3 separate regions of the Homo sapiens genome follow, and all the other regions are linked to region 3. Evidence: read pairs that join two places in POLR2A ChIA-PET (ENCODE). Cell type or tissue: PC-9. All regions are shown on one strand.

Region 1 (5,000 bases), 690 kb after region 3:
CCTCTAATAATAAAAGTGTCTCCCTTCTGGTGTCCCCTGCAGTGAGTAATTGTTATTTCTTTGGGAGTTGGACAGCATCTAAAAGTTCCAAGATCTGAGTAAAGTTGTGTGGGGGATCCCTTGGCTCTTGATAGTCCCCTTTCCTTCCCTATGGCTGCATGAGCATGGAGCACCAGGAACCCATATTTAGAGTCAGTCAACACATTGACTCTTGAGGTTTTGGTTTTCTTCTTCTTTTTTTGAAACGGAGTCTTGCTGTGTCGCCCAGGCTGGAGTGCAGTGGCATGATCTCAGCTCACTGCAATCTCAGCTCACTGCAAACTCAGGGATTCTCATGCCCCAGCCTCCCAAGTAGCTGGGATTACAGGCGCACCCCACCACACCCGGCTAATTTTTGTATTTTTAGTAGAGACGGGGTTTCGCCATGTTGGCTAGGCCGGTCTCGAACTCCCAACCTCAGGTGATCCACCCACCTTGGCCTCCCAAAGTGCTGGGATTACAGGCGTGAGCCACCGTGTCCAGCTTAAGTCTTTTCATGGTTGGAAGGCCCTAATTAGAGCAGCTAATTCTGCTTTTTGAACAGAAGTCTGAGAAGGTAAACCCTTGGCCTCAATGACTTCTTGTTGGCTAAGCTTCCTTTCTTACTCCCTCATGAATATAGCTATTTCCATCTCTAAACCACTCAACATTTGGGTTAGACAACAGCTTGTCTTCAAGGTTGGGCCTTCTAGAGTAGAGCTCTTCCGTGGTTTCCACACAGGAGTCAATGAGTTTGGGATCTGTTTCTTGAGATGTGAGGTGCAGCAACAGAGTAGCAGGGTTTCAAAATCAGGATACTTTCAGGGTAACATCTGGGGTGTCAAGCAGAAGGGTCTGATATTTAAGTAACTGGCTCCCTGTTAGCCATTGGTGTACTTTTGCCTCTAGGACCCTCTGTACTGTACTTCATGGGGTGGCAGGGGGTGGGGGTGGGGTGGTATGGCATGTAATTTTTGTCCCAAGGTAAACTTACTGGTTTCTTCTAACAATAAAGTGATGGTAGCCACAGATCTCAAGCTTCCTAGTCACCTAGCTGCCACCTGGTCTAGCTGTTTAGAGAAATAAGCCACTGGTCCAAAGCAATTCCTCAGCCTTTGAATTAGAACATTTGAAGCTGTCCCTTGTTATTCATCCACATAGAGGGTGAAAGGTTTTTCTAAGTTCGAGAGTCCTGAGGCAAGGGATGTCCCTGGCTTTTCTTTTAAGGCTAAGAATGCCTTTTGACAGGTTCCAAGCTCCGCCTCCTGGGTTCACACCATTCTCCCGCCTCAGCCTCCTGAGTAGCTGGGACTACAGGCGCCCGCCACCACAGCCAGCTAATTTTTTTGTATTTTTAGTAGAGACGGGGTTTCACCGTGTTAGCCAGGATGGTCTCGATCTCCTGACCTCCTGATCTACCACCTCGGCCTCGCAAAGTGCTGGCATTACAGGCGTGAGCCACCGCACCCGGCCAACAAGTTTTTTTTTAAATGAACAGAGCATCAGTGAATGACAGTGCAAGTTTAAGACACCTAATAGACAAGTTAAAGGAGTCCTCCAGGCAGAAGGAAACTGACACCAGATGAAAATCTGGATGAAAAAAAAAAGACACTAGAAATGACATGTACATAGGCAAATATATAATTTTAACATCTGACTGTTTAGCCGGGCACGATGGCTCACGCCTGGAATCCCAGCACTTTGGGATTCAAGGAAGGTGGATCACTTGAGGTCAGGAGTTTGAGACCATCCTGGCCAATATGGTGAACCTTCCTCTCTACTAAAAATTCAGAAATTAGTCCGATATGGTGGCCCAAGCCTGTAGTCTCTGCTACTCAGGAGTCTGAGTCAGGAGAATCGCTTGAACCCGGAAAGCAGAGGTTGCAGTGAGCCAAGACTGTGCCACTGCACTCCAGCCTGTCCGATAGAGTGAGACTCGTCTTAAAAACACCACCACCAGCAACAAAAAAACAAAAATAAACAAACAAACAAAAACACATCTGACTCTTGAAACAAAAGTAATAGAGATGGATTGTAAGGTTTATAACAGGTGTAAAGTAAAATGCATGACAATAGCATAAAGGCAGGGGGAGGAGTCATGGGAAGAGGTATGATGCCACTTGAAGGCAGACTGTGATGGGTTAATTTTTGTGGAAAGCAAGGCAGAATTTTTGAAGTTTGTTCCTTCAAATACTTTCCGTTTCCCGTACATACAAGCTAGTTTGTTCTGCAGAGATCTCATTTTCTAGGAGGCTTGGAGGGGGACCTTCTGCTGTCTGTCCTCATGGGATGCACAAGACACAAGGGAACAGTCTTTCACTTTTAAATACATTGAAGGGTCTGAGGAGATAGATACAACTGCATTTTTTTTTTTTTAAATGAGGTGGGATTCTCACTGGTCTTGAACTTCTGAGCTCCGTGGAGGCTTCCCCTACTTCAGCCTATCAAAGCGTTGGGATTAATAGACGTGAGGCACTGCGCCTGGTCACAACCAACATTTAAAATCACGTCCCTGGGTGGTCTCTAACCACCAACCTTATGGTTAACAGCCGAACGCGCTAACCGATTGCACCACAGAGACAACCTCAATCGCTTGCTTTCATCTCTATATAGATTAAGCAATCACTAAACCCTAGGAGTTGCCATTCGCTTTCTGCGGGACAACTGTGCAGACTACAAAGCTTCAGAAAACCGGAGAGGCTGAGTCGACTAATCGTCTTGCTGCACGTTAGAAACGCGTGCATTGCGTGACTCTGAAGCCAGAAGGGCGGCCGAATGGCCTTCACCCTGCGTTCACCCTCGCCTGCTTCAGAAGCCAGTGCCTCTGGAAATGCCTGGATCTGCGACCCCAGCCTGAGCCAAGTAGGGCCCAAGGGAAGCTGAACTCCCCGACGGCTCTCACGGTAGCTCTTTCTGTTCTTTTGCGCCGCCTTCAGGCAATCATCTGTTCCGCTTGCTCTCCCTTCACTCAACTCGGCTTCAGTAGATGGGGTCGGTGGGGCGGGAGCGGGAAAGAGGCAGGGGAGTCAAAAGGGAAAACGTGACAAGGAGGAGGGAGAAGCAGGGGAGACCAGGACTAGACAATGGGACAGCCCAGGATGCCCGTGCAGAGGGCACCGGCTGGATGCAGAGAAGATGGGACATGTATCAGAATGGAGAGGGGGAAATGGGGAGAAGATGTGAGAGAAAATCACAAGAACCTGTAGCTGCCCAAGAATAAAGAAGTAAAAATCGCATAATGTTTTTACATTAATAAAAAAAATCGGGGGACCAGGGGCGGTGGCTCACGCCTGTAATCCCAGCACTTTGGGAGGCCGAGGTGGGTGGATCACTCACTTGAAGTCAGGAGTTCGAGACCAGCCGGGCCAACATGGTGAAAGCTCGTCTCTACCACAAATACAAAAATTAGCTGGGCGTGGTGGTGCACGTTTGTAGTCTCAGCTACTTAGGAGGCTGAGGCAGGAGAATCGCTTGAACCTAAGAGGCGGAGGTAGCAGTGAGCCGAGATCGTGCCGCTGCCCTCCAGCCTGGGCGACAAAGCGAAATTCTGTCTCTCAAAAAAATATACAAATAAATAATAGAGGGGTGGGGAAGCAAAACGACGGGCAGTAGGTGTGGGGCGCCTTGGGATTCTCTAGTGGTTAGTAGTCTGCGTTGTGCCTGCAGCAACCTCTGTTCTAATCGGAATCCTGGTACAGTCAGACTCTATCTTGGACCCACTGGGGCGAACCCACGTGTCTTTTGGTTTGCTTTTGATTCCTGCACCAGCTGAGGCCTTTATCTGCAGCCAGAAAGCCGGAAAGCAGGGTTTACCCCTGGCCCCACAGCGCCATACTGTCTGGGGAAAAGAAGGAAACCCAAGAGTACACAAACAGTGGCCCAAAGAGAAACCTTCCAAGTGCTCTATGCCTCACCGTTTAGCAGAAAATATCAAGCAACTCTCAATCTAGCTGGTCTGTACCTTCCACGAATGAAATAATGTATTTATTGCAGTCTTTCTGGTTGAGATATTTCAAATATTTGGTGGAGCTTTTACTGAGAGAGAGAGACACTCTCGAGTGTGGAAGAAAAAAAAGAGGGGATGTGAAGATGAGGCGACTTTAGGACAGAAAAAAAAAGAGACAAGGAAGCCATGTAAACGTTTTCGGGTGGGCGTGAGGCGTTGTCAGTCTTGAACCCCGTTATGTCAGGTAAAGAGCGCAGCCTCTTCTAGCACAAACACCGTTTCCCACATGGAGGAAATCACAGGGATCAGCAACTCTAGAGTGAGATGAAGAAGCTTCACTCTGGGAGAACCCCCTTCGTGACCACGGTCTCTCCCCTGCCAGGTAAGTGGAAATGAGCACATGGCCTGCAGGGACAGCACAGCCTCCTCGCCCTGGCCGGTCGCTCAGGGTCACCACCCTCCCCACTGCCGCCCCTCGCCATTCTTCCAAACCACTCTCCACCAAAGATTCCACCGACAGTCACCCCACAAGACAACCCAGGCCGCCTCTCAGCAGCGGCTCCCGCCCCGCAGCCACCGCGCCCTCTCACCCCCCCGCGGTTCTGCCCGCCGCCGCTGCCGAGTCTGCGCACTTCACCTCCCTGGCTCCCGCTCTCCCCTGAGCTTACAATGGACTCGGGGTTCTTCCGAACCCCTCTTGGGAGTACTGAATGGAAAAGGGGGAGCGTGCGCAAGTGCTTGGTAGAGTGTAGACGTCGTGGGATTTGACTGTGGTACCATCGCTTCGACGTCCTAGTGCTGATTTTTCCACCTGCCTTCTGCTTAGGGCACCGGCAGCAGTTTTCCATCTGTGCCTACTCCACCTGCTGTCCTTGTTGGGTCAGCGAACATCGCCTCCGTCTACCGCTCAATCAGCAAACGGGACCGCCCTCGAGGACCTCACCCGCCGCTTACCCCCCTAACAAATTCGCGGGCATCGCCTCCGGTCGCCTCTTCCCAAGGCCTAACGAGCGCCTTCGCTGGCAACGGAGGTGAG
Region 2 (5,000 bases), 1.7 Mb after region 3:
GACAGTCAAGGCAGTATAGAAATGGTGTGGGCTGGGCTGGGTGCAGTGGCTCAACGCCTGTAATCCCAGCACTTTGGGAGGCCGAGGCAGGCAGATCTCGAGGTCAGAGATCGAGACCATCCTGGCTAACACGGTGAAACCCCGTCTCTACTAAAAATTAAAAAAAAAAATTAGCCGGGTGTGGTGGTGGGCGCCTGTAGTCCCAGCTACTCGGGAGGCTAAGGCAGGAGAATGGCGTGAACCTGGGAGCCGGAGCTTGCAGTGAGCCGAGATCGTGCCACTGCACTCCAGCCTGGGCGACAGAGCGAGACTCTGTCTCAAAAAAAAAAAAAAAAAAAAAAGTAAATGGTGTGGACTAGGCCCCTTTTGCCCATGCCTTTGGATTTGTTCTTTTTTTTTTTTTTTTTAATCCATTGTTCAAGGAAAGAACAGCTTCTCAAGGCAAATTCTGGAATAGAAGAGAATTTAAAACAGCAATAACTTTTTCCTAGTAAAGATAAATGAGGTTCTTTAGAGACTTTAGTAATATGGGAAGTCCTTCAAAATATTTTTGGCTGCAGTTAGCACTCCCACACGGTGTAATAATTTTTTCTCCTTTGAGGCAAAACGTTCAGAGAGTTGGTTATAAAATGCTTCCCTGTACTTCAGAAGTATTGGAGTTCAAGGAACAAATCCTTGCAGCAACAGTATACTTAGAAAAATAGAAACATGGCCAGGCACGCTGGCACATGCCTGTAATCCCGGCACTTTGGGAGGCCGAGGCGGGCAGATCACGAAGTCAGGAAATCCAGACCAGTCTGACCAACATGGTGAAACCCCGTCTCTACTAAAAAACATAAAAATTAGTCAGGCGTGCTGGCACGCGCCTATAGTCCCGGAGGCTGAGGCAGGAGAATCGCTTGAACCAGGGAGGGCGGAGATTGCAGTGAACCAAGATGATGCCACTGCACTCCAGCCTGGGCGACAGAGCGAGACGCCGTCTCAAAAGAAGAAGAAAAATAGAAACACATCTATAAAAGTAAACAAAGCCCCTGAGACATCCAACATTTGTTTGTCCTGCCAGAGTACAAAATGGTCATCCCCAAAGCAAAATTCTATCCTGACAAGTGTGCAGATTATATGAAACCTGTAGATTTATCATGTTGGCATCATGGTATAGTGGCCTAGTTAGACAATATATCAAAAAGACTCTGAAAACTCAGGATTTTAATTTACTTGTTTAACAATTTTTGAGCATCAAACAATGTGCCAGAGCCTGTCACCGGTGTTTAGGTACATCACTGAATAAAAACAAAGCAAAGATCCCTGTTCTCATGGAGCTTACCCCTGGTGGAGGAGAAGGGAGACAGACAATAAGGAAATTAAATAATAAAAGTGGCAAGTGCTATAGTGAAAATACAGTGAAGGATAATAGAGATGAAGCAAGTCTTGCAATTTTAAATGAGGTGGTTAGGATAGGCCTCAAGAAGGAGATGGTTTTACTTTTATTTGTACTTTTTTAGAGAAAGGGTCTCGCCGTCACCCAGACTGAAATGCAGTGGTGTAATGCTAGTTCACTGCAGCCTCTAACTCTTTGGCTCAAGTTATCTTCCCGCTTCATCTCCCCAAAGTGCTAGGATTACAGGTGTGTGACATGGCGCCCCAACAAAGAGATAATTTATGAATGAAGATTTGCAGGAGCTAAGGGAGCAAATCGTGGATATCTAGGGAAGAGACTGCAAAGGGAATCGTAAATGAAAACACCTTCAGGGAGGAGCAAGCATGACTGGCACATATGAAATAGAGGAAGGAAATCAGTGTGGTTGAAATAGGATGGTCATAGCTGGGCGTGGTGGCTCATGCCTGTAATCCCAGCACTTTGGGAGGCAGAGGTGAGAAGATTGCTTGAGGCTAGGAGTTCCAGGTCAACCTGTGCAACATAGCGAGACTGGTCTCTACAGCATGTTACAATTACCTGGGCGTGGTGTTGTGCGCCTTTAGTCCCAGCTACTTGGGATGCTGAGGCAGGAGGATTGCTTGTGCCTGGGAGTTTGAGGTTACAGTGAGCTATGATTGCACCACTGCACTCCCACCTGGGAACATGGTGAAACCTCGTCTCTACAAAAAATATAAAAGTTATCCAGGCATGGTGGCGTGCACCTGTGGTCCCAACTACTTGGGTGGGAGAATTGCCTGAGCCTGGGAAGTGAGTCGAGGCTGCAGTGAGCCTTGATTGAGCCACTGCACTCCAGCCTGGGTGACAGTGAGACCCTGTCTCAAAAAAAATAGAATGGTCAAGACGGGGGTATAGGATGAATGTCAAAGAGTCAGAGGAGTGTGTGGGGCAGATCTGTAGAACCTGGTAAACTGTAATAGGTTTTTATGGCTTTTAATGATATGACAGGTTTTAGAAGGATTGCCCAAAGTATTGAAAATAAGAGGCCCTGGGCCCTGTAATACCAACACTTTGAGAGGCCGAGGTGGGCGGATCACGAGGTCAGGAGATCGAGACCCTCCTGGCTAACAGGGTGAAACCCCGTCTCTACTAAAAATACAAAAACAAAATTAGCCGGGCGTGGTGGAGGGGGCCTGTAGTCCCAGCTACTCCGGAGGCTGAGGTGGGAGAATGGGTGAACCCTGGAGGCAGAGCTTGCGATGAGCCGAGATTGCGCCATTGCACTCCAGCCTGGGCAACAGAGCGAAAGTCCGTCTCAAAAAAAAAAAAAAAAAAAAAAGAGGCCCAGGGTAGAAGCAGGAGCCAAATGAATCGGCCATATCAGTAATCCAAGTGAAGGGGAGGGTGGCTTTAATGACCAAAATATATCCTGGAGATACATATAGAGAGAGAGAGAGATTTTTTTTTTTCAGATGGAGTCTTGCTCTGTCACCCAGGCTGGAGTGCAGTGGCATGATCTCGGCTCACTGCAGCCTCTGCCTCCTGGGTTCCAGCGATTCTCCTGCTTCAGCCTCCTGGGTAACTAGGATTACAGGCACATGCCACCACACCTGGCTAATTTTTGTGTTTTTTGTTTTGTTTTGTTTTTTAACTTTAAAATCCCTCAAAAACTGTTTATTATACAGGTGAATTTTGATAGTCATGATGGGCTTATCGGTAGGATTTCTGGTAGCGAGCATGGGCACCAGGGCCTCCAAACTTTTTGGACTCCCGGCAACGAGGATCAGCTACCAGCAGGGTCTGGTCATACTGGATGAGGATGTCTTTGATCTCCTTCTTGGAAGCCTCATCCACATATTTCTGGTAGTAGGCCACCAGGGCTTTGGAGATGGACTGATGGATAGCATAAATCTGGGCCACGTGACCACCACCCTTCATACGGACACAGATGTCCACACCAGCAAACCGCTCCTTGCCGAGAAGCAGAACTGGCTCCAGCAGCTTGTATTGTAGCATGCGCAGCTCAATCATCTCCAGGGGCCACCCGTTCACCTTGATGAGACCATTGCCGCGTTTGCAGTGCGCCACAGCTGTGGCTGTCTTCTTGCGTCCGAAGACCTGCACCGACTGCAGCGGGCCCTTGGTCGGCATGGCTGCGGGCGTGGACTAGAGTGAGTGTGTTTTTTTGTTTGTTTTGTTTTGTTTTTTTGTTTGAGACGGAGTCACACTCTGTCGCCCAGGCTGGAGTGCAGTGGTGCGATCTCGGCTCACTGCAACCTCCGCCTCCCAGGTTCAAGCTATTCTGCCCCAGACTCCCAAGTAGCTGGGATTACAGGCATCTACCACCACGCCTAGCTAATTTTTGTATTTTTAGTAGAGACGGGGTTTCACCATATTGGCCAGGCTGGTCTCGAACTCCTGACCTCACGTGATCTGCCTGTCTCAGCCTCCCAAAGTACAGGGATTACAGGCATGAGCCACCGCGCCTGGCCGTTTTTTTTGTTTGTTTGTTTGTTTGAAACAGGGTCTCACTCTGTCGCCGAGACTGGAGTGCAGTAGTGCAATCTCGGCTCACTGCAACCTCCGCCTTCCAGGTGCCTCAGCCTCCTGAGTAGCTGGGACAACAGGTGTGTGCTACTACTGCCTGGCTAATTTTTTTTTTTTTGAGATGGCGTGTCACTCTTGTCGCCCAGTGTGGGCGACATCATGGCTCACTGCAACCTCCACCTCCCGGGTTCAAGCGATTCTCCTGTCTCAGCCTCCCAAGTAGCTGTGATTACAGGCATGTGCCGCCACGCCTGGCTAATTTTTTGTATTTTTTAGTAGAGATGGGGTTTCACCGTGTTGGTCAAGCAGGTCTCAAATTCCTGACCTCCCAAAGTGCTGGGATTACAGGTGTGAGCCACCGGGCCCTGGATATATTTTAACAGTAAATCCAAGCAGACTTTCTGGTAGGTTGAACCTGGGATTGATAAAAAGAGGAGGCAAGGATGAGCCAAAACATTTTTTGACCTGGGCAACTAAAAGAGTTGTAATGAAGGAGGACTGGATAGAGCAGTTCTGCAGGGGAAGAGCAGAAGTTCAGTTTGGGCATGTTCAATTTGAGGTGTTTATTAGATATCAAAGGGAGACGCTGGTGGGCTATTGGATATATGGGTCTTGATTTAGGAGGAAGTTCTGGAGATGTATATTTTTATATATGCCCTTTTTGTATATTATGTATATTTGTGTGTGAGAGAGTTATCCTATATATAGCTAGCATTTAAAAGCCTCAAACCGGATGAGATCACTAACATAAATATAGAAGGAAATAGGATAAAGGAAGCCCTGAAGCACTCCACTGTTAAAAGGTCTGAGAAGAAGGTTTGCAAAGCAGGATGAGAAGGAACAACCAGTTAGGTCGGAGGATAACCAGGAAAGGGTGGTGTCCAGGAAGTCAAGAAAGTGGAGCAGGTGGCCTGGCAGGGTGGCTCACACCTGTAATCCCAGCACTGTGGGAAGCCGAGGCAGGCATATCACTTGAGGTCAGGAGTTCGAGACCAGCTGGCCAATGTGATGAAACCCTAACTCTACTAAAAAAACACAAAAATTGGCCAGGTGTGATGGCTCATGCCTGTAATCCCGG
Region 3 (5,000 bases):
GTGCTAATCCAAGCCCTTTACTCCTACAGCTCCTATAATTTCCTCCTAAAAACCCTCTGAGACAGGGGCCACTCTCATTCCCTTTTACAGGTTAGGAAATAGAGGCATAGAGAGGTTCAGAAAATTGCTCGAGGTCACATAGTCAATAAATGAGAGCGCTGGCCTTTGAACCCAGGCCACGTGGCTGCAGAGCCTGTGTCTTGAGCCCCTACAGTATTTACAGGTTAAAACCTCAGCCACGAGCCAGCCACCAGTCAGCTGGGCTCCTGTGCTGCTGGGGTACACTCAGGTGGGACCATGAAGCCTCCACCCATGGGAGCAAGTAGGACAGGGCCCCAGTGGGACAGCACATCAGGAGGAGAACTTGGGGGACTCAGATCAAGTGCCCAAGACCAGTGGCCCCCCTGAAGTGTTGCAGCGGCACTGCCCCTAACAGAGCCTCTCAAAGCAGCCCCCCTCCAAGTCTCTCTGGGTCCCAGCCCTAAGCTCCTGGGCATTCTGGTCCAGAACCACCTGGGGGCTGAGGGCAGGCACATGTCCCCGTGAACACCTGGGATTCACCCAGGCCATCTAGCCACCACCCTGGAGATGCACCCAGGCAGGGGTGACCTGAGACACGGGCCCCACTGTGCAGGCCAGAGCAAGCACTATGTGCCAGCTGTGCCAGAGCCAGCACCCTCCCGCTCTGTGGCTGAGGATAACGATGATGTCAGACCAAGCCTGGAAGGGCCTCCTTGGGGCTGGCAGCATCCATCTCTCTCCCAACCTGGCTCCTTGAAAGGGCACCCACTGATCAGAACAGGAGTTAGTGGCAGGAGCCATCTGCTGTCACTTGCAGCACTGACCCAGCTGTTGTCTGGGTCATTTTGTTTCTTCCCACAATCAGACGCTCTCAGACGACGGAGGGGTCTTTGAGAGGTTGAAATCCAACCTGTCAGCCACAGAAAGAATTCCTCCTTGAGGATCCTAATAGATGGGTGGGTCTGTGCACCGGCTCTGGAGTCAGACAGTGGGGACTCCAAATCCCAGCTCCACAACCTAGCAAATGTGCAACTTAACCTCCCTAAGCCTCAGTTTATTCATCTGCAAACTGGGTGTCATGACACTCCTGAGACCCAATTAGGTAATATTCATTCATTCATCCAACCATTCATTCATTCAACCCACATTTATTAAGCACCTCCATGAGCCAAGTCCTGTTCTGAGTACTTGGGACACATCAGTGAACAAACAGAAAAGAAAAAGGGCCTGGGCACAGTGGCTCATGCCTGTAACTCCAGCACTTTGGGAGGCCGAGACAGGCAGATTCCTTGAGCTCAGGAGTTCAAGACCATCCCGGGCAACATGGGGAAACCCCATGTCTACAAAAAATACAAAAATTAGCCAGGCATGGTGGTACACGCCTGTAGTCCCAGCTACTCAGGAGGCTAAAGTGGGAGGATCACTTGAGCCTGGGAGGTCGAGGGTGCAGTGAGCCAAGATGGCGCCACTGCGCTCCACCCTGGGCAATGGAACGAGACCCTGTCTCAAAAAAAAAAAAAAAGAAAAGGGCTCTCTGACAAAGCTTACTGATCCTAGCCCTGTGCCTGGCCCAGTGTGGGTATTCCATAAATGCCCCCCACTCTAAGCCCGAATCACTGACCCACATCATACCCCCATATTGAAATTCTTCCTTTGGCAGAAGATTCATCGTCCCCCAGGAGAAGAGTCTAAATCTGCCTCCTCCCCGCATCCAGCCCTCCCCTCATCCTCGAGTTTCTCAGAATGAGGCCTCTCCTCCTGCACAGGCCAGTCCTCAACTTCCGCTCCTATCCCAGGGCCCCTCTTGCCCTGGTCAGATGGTCCCATGGCCGCCTGCTGTGGCTCCCAGACCCCCGGCTCCCACGTCAATCACACTGCTAGGATGTGCCCCAGCTTGCCACTGCCTCTCCTATTAGTTCAACAAACACCTCTTGGGTGCCCAGCATGGGCCAGGAGTGGACTGCCCTAGGACAGGGCACCACATGGGCTGCGCTTCCTCCTTCAAAGGTCTGGGCACACATGGGAACATGGCAGCCTCAGCTCACAACCAGGGACTAGCTCACCTCGCCAATGTATACAAAAAATCAACACAGTACCAGCAGAAGCAGCCTCCGCACTTTCCTGCTAACAAGTATGAAATCAAAGTGACAATGATTCACCTGAAATCTCAGCACTGCTCTCACTAGCCAGGAATAAATGAATGCTCACTGTCATTTCTGAGACTCTACTAAAACCAGGAACCATATGCAGTGCTTTATGTGTTATTTCACGTGATCCTCACAACGCTATGAGGTGGATATCCAGGGCCCCACTTGACTCCCCACTCTTTTTGTTTGTTTGTTTGAGACAAGGTCTCACTCTGTTGCACAGGCTGGAGTGCAGTGGCACTATTATGGTTCACTGCAGCCTCTACTACCCAGGCTCAAATGATCCTCCCACTTCAGCCTCCTGAGTAGCTAGGACTACAGGTGTACGCCACCACGCCCAGCCAATTTTTTGTATTTTTTCGTAGAGACGGGGTCTCATCATGCTGCCCAGGCTGGTCTCCAAGTCCTAGGATCAAGTGATGCACCCACTTCAGCCTCCCAAAGTGCTGGGATTACAGGTGTGAGCCACTACACCCAACCCCGACTCAATCTTGAGGTTCCCAGGGGAGCTGCTCCACCTGCAATGGCTAATATCATACTGGGCACTAACAAGTCTTCAATAAATGTTGGTTGGATTGAACTGAATCTGAAAACTGAGGCTGAGAGAGGCAAAGCGACTTGTCCAAGGTCACATAGCTAGGGAGTAGGTCAGCCAAGCTATGGCCCAGGTCTGTGCAGCTCTGATGCCTTTGCTCGGCCTCCCTTGGAACCTTCCCGATTGAGCAGCTGTGGTCGACAGCTAACAGGAGCTCTGCCAGGACAGGCTTTCCAGGGCAAAAGGCACTGCCATCTCAGAGCCCCAAGAAAGGAGAAGCAAGGGCCACAGGAGACCGTATTAGGGAAAAGTAAAAGAAAGGAAAACAAAAAGTGGAAGGGCCAGCCTTGTGAGTCATGTGCCCCAGAATATTCCTTCATAGCTGGCTCCAGGGCAGGCCAGGGAGGCCAGGGCACCCGACAGCCCCAGGGACCTACGCCAAGGAGCTAGGAGTGCAGCATCGGGATCGGGTGGGCCTCAGGCTGGGGGTCAGCCTGGCTCTGCCACCAGCGCCCATCGACGCTGGGCAAGTCACTTCTGCTGTCAGGGTTTGTGAGGCTCCCCCTCTGCGAGACAGGAGAGGAAGGCACTCAGAACTGCAGAGGGCTCATTGGGGCTGCCTCTGACTGCAAGGCTGCGGGGGGCAGGACCAAGGAAAAGCCAGCATCTCCCTCTCCTCCCAGTCAAGCCTGGCCCCACCTCCCAGTGCCCCCACTGTGGAGCTGACGCCCGCTTCTGCCCCATCTCCAGCTGCCCACAGAACCGTGAGAGACTGCTCCCGGGCTGCCAGCATGACGGGGCGGGGGGGAGGTGCAGGGCAGGGGAAGCAGCCCTCAATCGCCTTTGAGGCCCACTGGTTGCTCTCAGACTTAGAAGACAGTCATCTGAGGTTCTGGGCAGGGGAAACCACCTTACTGAGCACCTACTACGTGCTGGGAGCTTTGCAGACACCATCTCACTTTAGCCTCACAATGCACTCTGAAGTAAGGCTTGTTATTCCCATCTTTGGAGGGAGCCCCAAAGGCTGAGCAAGGCAAAGGCACCTGCCCAAGACCACACAGCTACTAAGACCCAAGATTCAAACCCAGTCCTGGAGCCCCTAAACCTGTGTTCTCACTCTTGCTCACGTGTCAGCTCCCAGAGGACAGAAACTGTGGCTCCTCCCTGGGTGTCCCCACAGTGCCTCCTGGCAGGTCTTCAAGAGATGCTTGAGGGCCAGGCGCAGTGGCTCACACCTGTAATCCCAGCACTTTGGGAGGCCAAGGTGGGCAGATCACCTGAGATCAGGAGTTCGAGACCAGCCTGACCAACATGGAGAAACCCCACCTCTACTAAAAATACAAAATTAGCTGGGTGTGGTGGTGCATGCCTGTAATCCCAGCTATTCAGGAGGCTGAAGCAGGAAAATCTATTGAACCCAGAAGGCAGAGGTTGTGGTGAGCCGAGATTGCGCCATTGTACTCCAGCCTGGGCAACAAGAGTGAAACTCCGTCTCAAAAAAAAGATCGTTGTTTGGCTGGCCAGGTGGTTACTCCCAAATCCAAGCCCAGGCCCCATTACTGCACTCAAGTGTCCTGGGCTGGTTCCTGCCTATCAGGGACCCCAAACCAGCCTGGCCCCACTTCACAAAAGGGGCATTTGAGGCCCAGGCAAAGTGGAGCCAGAAAGCAAACCTCAGGTGCCTCTGATACACATAGCATTGCCTTGTGACCCTAACAGCAAGGAGACAGCTGGAGATCCAGGTGGGGAAAGTGTGGACTTTGCAGGGAGGCACTCCTGGGTTCTAGCCATAGGCCCATTTCTCATTAACTGTGTAAACCGAGCTGGCCTCCTCCTGATGTCTTGGTTTCCTCCTCTGCTGTAAAATAGATACAGCAGCCCCTGCCCCCGGACAGTGGTGCGAATTCAGTACAATCACCTGGCACAAAGCAGGTGACCTCGTTCCCCTGGAGGGCACCTGCTTACCTTGGCCATCAGCTGGGGGAAGAGGGGGACACTCGGAGCCTAGCTGTCCCCCAAGAAGCCAGCCCAAACAGGTTTGCATTTGGAGCTATGCGTGTGGGTTAATATTTACCTGCTTGTGAACCAAATCTTGCAGGGCATCAGGCATGCCTGAGTCACCCAACCCTGAGAATTCAAATCAAGCAGGAACATGAGGTGTGGAGGGACAGGAGTGCTGAACCCAGGGCAGGCACCAGAAACCTCAGTCTCTCCCAGGCACCCAGACCCAGTGTGGCTGGAGGAGGACAGTCACCCTCCCCAGCACTCCTGCAAATGAAATGGCACCAGCCTGACCC

What was found. Peaks named below come from ENCODE experiments on the same cell type or tissue, not always from the same donor. Only the 100,000 strongest peaks of a DNase experiment are listed, where the experiment ranks them.
Region 1: POLR2A ChIA-PET joins it to region 3 with 9 read pairs; 1 of 35 experiments calls an interaction of 5 or more read pairs at or near these places.
Region 2: POLR2A ChIA-PET joins it to region 3 with 27 read pairs; 1 of 35 experiments calls an interaction of 5 or more read pairs at or near these places.

What each region holds. Positions count from the first base shown.
Region 1 is chr1:16,873,062-16,878,061 of GRCh38, reverse strand. It overlaps LINC03126 (long intergenic non-protein coding RNA 3126), which reads right to left. Exons shown (of 2, transcript NR_160658.1): 1 at 4,919-5,000; 2 at 3,966-4,339. It also overlaps the pseudogene LOC124903860 and the pseudogene RNU1-5P. Among named protein-coding and RNA genes, the nearest start is that of TRE-TTC3-1, 3.0 kb to the right of the region's middle. RefSeq lists enhancers at 2,285-2,847, 2,848-3,411 and a silencer at 2,853-3,011. In PC-9, no CTCF peak of the experiment used is centred here; no DNase peak of the experiment used is centred here; H3K4me3 peaks cover 653 bases.
Region 2 is chr1:15,826,758-15,831,757 of GRCh38, reverse strand. It overlaps the pseudogene RPS16P1. Among named protein-coding and RNA genes, the nearest start is that of SPEN, 18 kb to the left of the region's middle. In PC-9, no CTCF peak of the experiment used is centred here; DNase peaks (open chromatin) are centred at 1,897 and 4,757; H3K27ac peaks cover 1,780 bases.
Region 3 is chr1:17,559,781-17,564,780 of GRCh38, reverse strand. All of the region lies in intron 1 of ARHGEF10L (Rho guanine nucleotide exchange factor 10 like), which reads right to left. Among named protein-coding and RNA genes, the nearest start is that of ARHGEF10L, 23 kb to the right of the region's middle. In PC-9, no CTCF peak of the experiment used is centred here; DNase peaks (open chromatin) are centred at 3,000 and 4,790; H3K27ac peaks cover 3,428 bases.